Regions from separate parts of the Homo sapiens genome. Here region 2 is linked to region 1. Evidence: chromatin loops called from intact Hi-C (ENCODE). Cell type or tissue: MCF 10A. All regions are shown on one strand. Links, peaks and the distances in the headings refer to the core of each region. The heading gives the core; the rest is flanking DNA.

Region 1 (5,386 bases), core at 149-5,148:
GGGTGCTAAAACACTAAGTCACTTCCCCTATTACTTACTACATTCAATAGCCTTAGTAGACTTACTGCAAAAGCCACCTATCCAAAGCCTGACCCACACTTGTCTCTACTGGACTTGTAAGTATAAATGTGTGCACATGTACACACACACACAATCTGACAAAACATTGTCATTTAAGTGAACATTTGGTTTGCCAAAGATGCATAATCTCTCCGTCAGGCCAAAATATTTCAGGATTAATAATTTGCAGCTTAGTATAACAGTATCTATTTCTAGTCCAAAAGTTTTGTTTCCCAGTGCTTATAATATTTGATGCACTTAAAGCCAGCAACTCTGAGTTAACTACCAAAAGAAGGGAAACATTTTTTAAGTTTAGATTTAAGTGAGATGCTTATTTTAGTGGTGATGTGTTAATAGTATTGAATATTTTACTGATATTAAAAGATATGATTGTTAACGTAGGCAGTGAAGTCAAATGTCTCCAGGAGCTGGATAAAATCTCTACTGCAGTTACCTCAATAAAATTCTACAGAACGACATAAAGCAGAACCCTTTGTCCTAAGGTAACATACTAGAGCTGTGTGGATGTTCTCAGGACAGGACTATCAATGCTAAATGCCGTTATGATTTGCCTCAATACAATCTATAAGTATGTACAACAGAATTCCCAAGGAGTAAATGTGTTGTAAACTGTCCAAAACTGTTATTTTAAAAGCTAATAATGGGAATACAGTGTCATGTCTCTGGGAAGGTTTCTTGCAATTGCATTACAAACTAAGGTATGGTGACTGATACTGAGCTGGATAATCAGTGCATATTTCAAAGAGCAAACTCGCAATTTCCAGATCTAACTTCTATTTACTTATGTGTTCCATTTTTACCCACTTTTGATTACCGTGTTCTCACTGCCTGTTCTGTGGTAGCCTCGACAACTTTTAAATGGTCTTTAATCACCAAAGCTGTTGTTTTACTATTTGTCACTAAGTTTCCAGGTTCACTTTAAGTTGATACTTCTGATAGGTTAAAGAGTTTCAGATTTATTCACTCAAACAAAAAAACTTCCTGACATGGCCGGGGAAAAAAAAAAAAAAAAAAAAAAAAATGACTAGCTGTCAGCCCTGCTACTTTGTCTTGCAAAAGCTCACCACACACCCACTCTCCCTCCCCAGGCTCAGCCTCCTGGAATCTTAATCCCCTTCTTCATATGGAAAAGTCTTTATTTCAGGTTTCACTAGAGGTGGTCAGGCAATGAAGAGTGAACAGGGAGTTGTAGTCCCTTGGATATTGATGTTTCCAGGACTAAATCACATTGGAGAACAATCAATTCACAAGCTGTAAAGCCCCAGCTTTAATCACTTTCTCTCTCAGAAAGATGGTGCCTGCTCTCCATGTAACTTCCATCTCCTCAGTGCCAGAGACAGGGACCACACTAGAAGGCAGTGATTGTCCACTGAGATTTTGTCCCCTTTAAATTAACCTAGACATTTGTCATCACAGACAGGAGCCCCCAGAGTAAGCTTACAGCAAGTGAAGTGGGAATCCTTGAGGGCAATGTCAGCCTGCCCTACAACGTTAACCCTTTCACCACCGCATACTATGCACTTATTTAACACCCTACTCTGCCTGGTCTTCAGCTTCACAAGCCATATTGACAGAAACCAGGGATTTACATTCTTACTTGAAAGCTGTTTTTTTCCAGGTTTGGAGCTTAGAGATGAAGATGGGAGTTCCAGGAGGACTGAGGCCCATCTTGGAGATGAAATACTTCCTGGCGAAGGCAAGCATAGCCTTTATTTTGCACACTTCAAGTCAGAAGCCTCAAATCACCTTCTGCCCTTGACCCTCCAAGCCCACTTTCACACTCCCTCCCCGCTTCGCTCCCCGACCCCACCCCATCACCACTCTGCTACTCGCAACGCTGCCTGGTCGCACCCAGGAACCATCTTTGTGGGTGGGGTTCCTCGTCTCCGCGGACAGGCTGCTAGTGAGCCGCAGCTCCTCCATCCGGAAGCCAGGGATCTTCATCTTGCCGCGGAGTTCCATGCTGCCGTCGCCCCCAGTCTTCAGGGACTTTGCGCTCCCGCAGGCTCCTGCTCACCTCTCCCATCGTTGGGCGCTGGTGGCACCCCAGGAGGAGAGAGGAGCAGCAGGAGCCCGGTCTCGCAGTGCCGGCACGGACAGTACTCTGGGGGTCTGGGCCGCGTGCCACGAGGAGCAGAGGAGCCACCGGAGCCGCTTCCGCAGACGCCCTGACACGGAGGACCCAGAGCGCCGCGCCGCGCCGCCGAGGAACGCGCTCACCGGCGCCAAATTTTCCCATCCCGGGAGCGAGGGCGGCGGCGAAGGGTCCGGGACCCGAGGTGGCGGCGCGGGGCTCTGCGCGGGCGGCTGTGGGTGCTGGAGCTCAGGACCCTAACTTTAGCGAAGTCGGGCCGCGGCGGGGCGGGTGGAGGCGGCGTGGGCAGGGGCTGCCGCAGGTGCGGAGTGAGGCGCCGCCACACGGGCGGGGGCAGGAGTCTCAGGAACTCGGCAGCCGCCAGCAGAGCCCGGTGCGGGACCGGGAGCTGCCGGGGCCTCAGCTCCGCTCTCCCCACAGCTCTCCGTGGCTGCAGGTTGAGGTCGAACTGCAAGCGCCACGGACCCTGCCTGCTGTTTACTGCGTTTTCACTGGAGACTCCAGCAAATGTCCTGGAGAGGAGAGGGATTCCTGCTCTGTCCATTTTAGTCTCTACATTGGCACCTTGGTGTAAACCCACAGCAGAGGCTGCGTGTCCTGGCTGAGAAACACAGAAGGGCAGCGGGGACGGAGGTGGGGCCGTGTGCAGATGAAGTATGTTTATGAAGTACATGATTGTGAGCGTCAGCGTATGTGTGTTTAGGGTTTTTCCCATCAGTCTCCAGCTTTGCTCCCTTTTCTTGACCTTCTGTAGCACTCACTCTGCCCAAAGCCAGTCTTGCGTAATCCCATTTGAAAGAGCACTTTGTTACTAGCCATATTCTAAATGTTTTGTGAGCCTACACTATGGCTTTAGAAAAAAAAACCACACACACCACACTAGGGGAAAAGAAAGGAACTCAAAACTGTGGCTTGGGAACATTTTCATTTGGAGCACACCAATTAGTCCCAGGGTTTAGCTCTAAACCCAAGATTCCGTAGGAAATCGGACATCTATTGGAGACTTATCTACTACGTTTGTTATATGACTGTTAAACCAATTCATTGACCTGTATCACATTCCCCACCTCAACCCTTGAAGCAGCTGGCATGCCGTCTGAAATCTTGGAATAAACTTTGCATATGGTTAGCAATCTTCTATTTGTGTATGAAGGTGCTCACCACTAATATGCTGTGAGTTCCTGAGAATCACCACACTTGGTTGCTTAAAGTTTGAAAATGACCAAGTTGTAACTGAGGAACTTTTCTACAAATTAAGGAACAGTACGTTCCAAGTGTCAACGTCACGAAGTTCTTTCATGACTTAGGAACTGTCCCAGATTGAAGGAGATTTAGGAGTAAGAAAATACATCCTATGATCCTGAATTAGATCCTAGTCCAACAAAAGGACATTAGGTCAATTGGCAAAAGTTGACTAAGGTGTGTAGAATGGTCATATCATAACTTTTTAATTTCCTACTAGTTTTGAAGTTGAACTGTGGTTGTGTCAGATGTTTGTGGAAGCAGAATATAAGGTATGTAAGAAATTTTAAAAATAGTCTTTTTTAAATGACAATAGAAAATTTGGTCTGATAAACATAAAAGGATTGGATTAAATGACCTGGAAAATCTTTTGAGCCTAAAATTCAATTGTATTACAAAAATATGTGCCAAGCCAGGTCCCCTGCTGCTGGCTAGTATAAAGTTCAAGTGGAGATTTTAGGAAGGAAAAGGAAATTTGAAAATTTCAAATTATTTTTTTAAGCTTAAACCTTTTCCAGTAGATAGTTTTATTTCAGAAGGATGAAATGTCTTCAGATTCCTTTGCGGTCTTTACAAAACTAATAACACTCTTGTATGTATTAGTCAACAATCAAATATCCAAAAGATAACAGCTGTAACAAAATAGTAAAAATTCTAGTGTGTGTGTGCACGGACACATAACTCATTTCCTTCATGGTAACTTCATTAAAATTCTCAATCTGTGATCGGACCACTTTGAAGAGTAGCTGTTAATAAGTCAGCTTTTACTAACTTGTAATGGGAAAGTTTTATACGCAAGCTTTCATAAAATATGCTTTTGGAAGATAAATTTCATTCCATAGACCATTCTAAGACACAAAAGCAAATGCCAGCAGATCAACTATCTCAGCCTTTAAATTTCAGTGCTTCCATGAAGCACAGTGTCCTAAATGGTAAGCTGGCTAGTTCAGTCATGAAAAGAACATGGAATATGCCTCCAAAAATACCTTTACTACCCAAGAGTAAGGGCTTATCTTTGGAAAATAAACCTGCACCCTACTAACAAAGCAGTATTTTGGCCAGTTGTGTTGTATAGATGGGAGAAAGTAATCTGGGATTCTCGTGGCATCCCAAATCACAAATGCTACTCATTAGCCCAGAAGAGCTGTTTCTCATTTCACAAAAGCTTCACAGATTTGCAGAATTACTTGTTAATGTCTTTTTGTAAGCCTTACTTCTTTTTATGTCAGGATAAGTGTGTGAGAATTACACTATGTGGAGTAATTACTCCATGGGTAGGAATCCAGATTAATGTATCAAAGTACAGATAGATCCCTATGCAAAAATAGAACTGGAAAAAAGCAATGAAATTTAAGGGTAATCACTAATGATTTTGAAATAATGTTCTTAATATTTTAGGTCTACATTATTTATAATCATTGTAGCATGCTAGCAAAATGGATATGTAGACAATTCCCAGAAAAAAATTAGCAAAATGCAGGTGTTTTGCTTTGCTTCCCTCCACATAAATGCTACTTCTTCATCCTGCCAAATATACATCCCTACACCTACACTGAAGAGGTAGTCCAAGAGACTCATTAATGGGAATTCACTGAAGTTGAGCATTTCTTTTACCATGTTTTAAAAAATTTTAGGATAGGTGTAGAGTTATAGAAAAATTGTGATAATACAATAGAGAGTGCTCAGACTCTTGAGAAGGTAGCTGCTCAGTGAGAGGGCAATCTTAAGAGATCTGAGGCTGCTTCCCACCTTACATCAATTGTCATTTGGCAACTCAAGGTCACTCAAATTACGGCCTGTTGCTTTCCCTGCCTGGAGCACCAGAGCAGCAGCTCAAATATTTTGCCCAGAATGAGAAACAGGATATAGAACAGAGAGCTCCTTTTATACCTGTATACCCCAAAGGATGAGATTGAAAAAGTTCAACCCTGAGAGCACTCAGCACAACAGTGAAAGCGACGGTGAAAA
Region 2 (5,386 bases), core at 189-5,188, 510 kb before region 1:
AAAGAATACTCAGGATATTCAGGATGTTTCTTATATTGAGAAATTTGTAATGCAAAGGACCATTGGAGCGTGCAAGGGTGCAACGCTGCTGACATGTCAGACCACGGAGTTTGCTGGGTTGTTTCCTATTCTTTCTTTTCACAGATCTGTCTCCACCATGAAACATTATTATCATTACCAGCATGCCATGACTTTGAACCTAAGGCCTTAAATTTGCTCTCCATGTGCTATGCATTAATAAAATTGATATACTGTCTATGTACTGAGTACAGTGAGGGTTAATTAAAATACGTAAAGTACTTCGAGGCCTTTTCCTTAAAGATGTGAGCTGAGTGCATTATTATTACTATAAATACAAATTGAAAAATACAATCACATTCTCCCTGTAGACATCTGTACTGGAGATTTTTGCTTCCAATTCTACAGTGCTCATGATAAGGTGATAACATAAGCAATCTAGCAGCAAAATTTATTTTTATCTGCATTCTGGAACAAAGATTTAACCTCTTGAGGAACAACCCAAAGTTAAAACGTATATAAATTTTTTCCACATGTCACTCCGTGGAGTTTAATTCAGATAGCAGATTTTTTTTCATCCCTTCAATTTCACAAAGGCAGGGATAAATCAAGATAGATACAAGGTCTCTTTTGTACCAAATATATTTTATTATCTAATCTTAAACCCTGGAAGATGATTTGTACCAATGCCCAACAAGTTAGTCCAACTCCAAAAGACTCTGTGCATGCTGAGACGAATTGGAAATGCAATGTCATAGGAGAAAATAATAATAAAAAAATTGAAATCCAGAAACTAATCAAAATTAAATACCTTTAAAGGTAATAAGACCCAGTTTTTATGATTTGGTTAAAAATTAGGTAACATTATCAGAGTGATTTGGAGCAAATTGCTTAGTCTCTGTAAGTCTCATTTTCCACATCCTACCTTATTCATGTGAAAATGGATCAAGGAAATGCTTGCCATGGAGCCCAAGGGCAGATGATCAATAATTGGTAGCTATTACTGGGGAAGCAGTTTATGATGGTGGTTATTATGTTAGGTCCTGAAGTCAGACTGCCCATATTTGAATATAGGCTGTGACATTTACAAATTGTGTGATCCTAGGGTGGTTACTTAATACTCTTTGCCTCCTTTTTCTATTCTCTAAACTGAAATAATAATATTGCCTATTTCATATGATGAGGAAATTTTATGAGGTAGCATGTTGACAGAGCTGGAGCAATGCCTGAGTCACAATAAGCATTCACATAATGTCAGATGTCACTATTATTATCATTGCCATCATCACATCACAAATGCAAGTTTTTAGGATATAAAAGCTATGATATTCCATACAATGGAATACTATTCATCAATAAAAATTAACGAACTAGTATACAACAGTGTGGAAAGCAAAACTATAGGAACAAAAAATAGATCAGTAGTTGTCAGGGGCTGGGGATGGAGAGAGAGATTGACTATAAAGGGGTAGCACAAATTTTAGGGGTGACAGAATTGCTCTGTGTTTTGATTGTGGTGGTGGTTACAAGACTGAAAGCCTTTGTCAAAATTCACAGTAATCTACCCCAAACAGAGTGAATTTTATCTTATGTAAGTAAATTTAGAAAGGCAACTAAAAAAAAGTGAAATATGCAATTTCTATTGCCCAAGAACTTCATTCAACTCAAAAAGAGTCTTTACTAGACAAGTCTTTAGATTTAAATTTCTAAAAATTAGCATATAATAACATGTAAGGTTGGTGCTGGAGAAGAAAACTCTCTACTAAATATAGCTTCAGCACTTTCCTAAATCATTTGTAATTGAGTTGTTGACTATTTAGCCTTTAAATACCAGACCATAGCTCCTTAATGGAGCCCTTTGTTCTCCCCAGCGTCTTACAGTGGGACTGAAGTATTCAATTTTTAGAGGCGGTGGATCTATTTATTACTTGGGTTGTGGTGATGGTAACAGGAGTAAAATTTACATATGTCTAAACTCACCAAATGGGATACATTAATTATGTGCAGTGTTTTGTATGCTAATTATATCTTAATAAAGCTTGGGGAGGGGGAAATCTTTTAGGTTAGAAGGCCTCTCAGATTATGGCATTTCATGTACTTACTGAATTAGCCATTTTTAATATAGGAGTTCCTAAATTACTAACATTTCCAAAAGTGATATTTGATGGCAAAAGTAATATCCTTGTGAAGTATTAAGTGATTTTTATGAAAAAGTCAAATGAGCTGACAGAGCATAATAATTACATTGTCAAAGAATACAAGATTCCGCTTTCTCAAAGCCATCTATATTGCCTGGTTTTGGATGCACAGGCTGTCATCAAGATGGTAAGATTTATTTCTCCTCTAATTGCACCATGGCAGCCGGTATTACACGCAAGATATCTAGGGTGCCCATTGTTCAGAAGTGTGCAAAATCCATGGCATTGCTTATGTACGTGGTTATGTACACAATTAAGAGAATGGCTTGCATGCTGATGGAACTGAAAAATAGAGCTTGTATGAAGTCCTGGGGTGGTGCTGTTCAAATGTTTTAAAATATTTTTAAAAACTGTGATTTATTCATCAGCAGGAAGATTAAAAGCATTTTCCTTCCACAATAGTATGTTCCAGACTCTAAGCTCAGAGGAACTGCTCACCAGAGATGTTTGTCCTTTTTTGTGGAATTTCTGTGGTTTACTTTCTTATGCATTAAGTATGGAGTATGCATTATTAACCCATTATGGGTATATCAAAGTCTGTTTGTGGCCTATTCATATAACCTTGGAAATTTCACACATAAATCATTAGAGAAACGCAATGATCTAATGCTTAGGACCAGGGAGCACAGTCAATAGTTGGCATTGTTCTTTCGAGCTGCTATGTGTGTCATTGGAGGACAACCTGGCTGATCTGCATTTACTCTAACACCTCAAATGCTCATTTCTTTTCAATATCATGTATTTAATGGAATTTACGGGACACCTATGGGGACTACCTTGCTTTTGGCTAAAAACTTGACGCCAACACACAGCAACATATATGTCTCACTCAGTTCTGATGATGCTTTAGAATAGTGCTGGTGAACTAATATTTGTGCTTATGGAAAATTAGAGGACAAAACAAAACCCTAAACTGTGAAGTGACATGCTGAATTGAAATTAATTAGATGCGTCAGTGGGTGGCACCGTAGAGCTTAGTTATTCAGAGTGCAGTTTTCAGCATCGGCTTTCCTAAGTCTGAATCTGAGCTTTGCTGATAACTAGTTGCATGTCTGTGAGTCAGTTAGTTAAGCTACTGTTTCTTCATCTGTAAAATTAGGATTATATTACCTGCTTCATCAGCTACTGTATAAATTAAATGCAATTATCTGAGTAAAGTGTCTGGCATTGCTCTAATTAAGGCTGTGAATGGCACCCTAACTGAAGAATCCTATCACTTACGAAGGCTTCATCACTTTAACACTCATTTGCACCTTGCAGTGTTGAATACTTTTTCTTTCCTCAATCATACTTCGGTAGGCTCTCCCAAATTTTTCACCTATCTCCCATTCATCGTCCTCATCTTGACTTCTAAATGTGTTTCTTTCTCATGCTCTTCTTCTTTTCCATCTTAAATGCTGTTGCTCTCCGGAGCTCACTCTGGATTCTCTTCTCTTCTACCTACTCTCCTTGAGGGGGTCTCATTTACAGTGACACTTCGTGTAATATTAACTCATATACTACTCAGTCAGAGGTCTATATCTATAGCCCACAGCTCTCTCCCTAGAGACCAGTGTCCTCAACTATCTACTGGGCACCTTCACCTAGGGTCTTGAAGTTATCTCCACCACAATGAGTTTGACTAACCCATCCCAAAAACACAACAGATTGCACTGTCTTCTATCTTACTTTCTTTACTGTCTGCCATTTTCACCCAGCCAGTGATGGAAGCCATTAACTTGAGAATCATACTCAATTTCTCTGCTCATCGCCCTCCACATCTAGTCAGTTATAGAGCAGAGCTGATACAACCTCCAGATAGATCTCAATCCCGCCCTCTCCTTCTGAAAATCCTCTCCCAGCTGCCTCCACATCACATCCTCCTAATATCAGTGACCCCTGCAGCCACTTCTCAGTCTCCACTCAAGTAATTTTGTGGAATCTCTCATTATTTTTATGTTGCAAGAAACTTCTAATGGAGTCTCTGTTTCCTAATATTGCCCTTCTCTCTCGGTTTCCTTCTGCAGGAGAACCACTGATTCAAAGATCTTTCTGAAGTTCCTACTTAAAATACTTCAAAGACTTCCAGTAGTCTTTAGGATGAAGAGGAAAAAAATTCCCTTATATTGTGGGCCCTGCAATCCCATAAACTTCCTGACTGAACAGCTAATGTTTTCCTTCTATTTGTAGTTACAGTGCATAATATAGACTGTAATTTGGTTTGGCTCTGTGTCCCCACACAAATCTCATCTCAAGTTGCAATCCCCCGGTGTCAAGGGAAGGGTCTGGTGGGAGATAAATGGATCATAAGGACGGTTCCCCCATGCTGTTCTCATGATAGTGAGTGGGTTCTCACAAGAGCTGATGGTTTTAAAAGTGTGTGGCAGTCTCCGCTTTGCTCTCTCTCTCTCCTGCCACCTTGTGAAGAAGGTACTTGCTTCTCCTTTGCCCTCTGCCATGATTGTAAGTTCCCTGAGGCTTCCCCAGCCATATGGAACTGGGAGTCAATTAAACCTCTTTCCTTTATAAATTACTAAGTCTCAGGTAGCATCTTTATAGCAGTGTGAAAATGGACTAACACAGACTGGGTCCAAAATAAACATTTTGATGATTCCTAGAGAATGAATGTCAACCTCTTCAATTAATTCCCTGCCTCTCAAAATTCCACAATAAGAGTCCTTTACTCCAGTTGTAGAAAACTGCTTGCAAGTCTCTTACACTCCTTGCTACTTTTTCATTCCATGTCTTTGCATGTTCTATATCCTCATTTATTCAACTTTGTACTATATCTTGGGGACTTAAGGAGTGAAAAAGATAAACACGGTTTTTGTCCTTGGAAACATAATAGTTTAGTAGGAAAAAAATTAAACAGGTATTTAAAATATAAGTGGAAATAGTATTGTAAGTTTCCTGTAGATCTGGTTAAAAAAGGAGAAAAATGATCATAAAGAAATAAGTAACTCTCATGTTTATTCCAAGAACTATGATAAACCCAACAAAAATGATAAAGATTTTTAGCAACTGACTTAGATGTCTGTGAAATATTATTGGGTAAAAAAACTAGCTTACTAAACACATGCTTTTCTATCCTTTATCCACCTTATTTACCACTACTTTTTTTTTTTTTTTTTTTTAGATGGAGTCTCACTCTGTCACTAAGCTAGAGTGCAGTGGCGTGATCTCAGCTCACT

What was found. Hi-C counts contacts between places; a loop is a spot of excess contacts. Peaks named below come from ENCODE experiments on the same cell type or tissue, not always from the same donor. Only the 100,000 strongest peaks of a DNase experiment are listed, where the experiment ranks them.
Region 2: a loop joins it to region 1, with 8 times the contacts of the local background. A loop is called at or near these places in 1 of 110 quality-filtered maps.

Annotation. Positions count from the first base shown.
Region 1 is chr10:107,912,569-107,917,954 of GRCh38, forward strand. The region is part of intron 4 of LINC01435 (long intergenic non-protein coding RNA 1435); the gene reads right to left. Among named protein-coding and RNA genes, the nearest start is that of LINC01435, 150 kb to the right of the region's middle. In MCF 10A, for the core only: no CTCF peak of the experiment used is centred there; a DNase peak (open chromatin) is centred at 2,843.
Region 2 is chr10:107,406,548-107,411,933 of GRCh38, forward strand. No RefSeq gene overlaps it. Among named protein-coding and RNA genes, the nearest start is that of SORCS1, 240 kb to the left of the region's middle. In MCF 10A, for the core only: a CTCF peak has its summit at 3,152 (motif pointing right); a DNase peak (open chromatin) is centred at 3,194.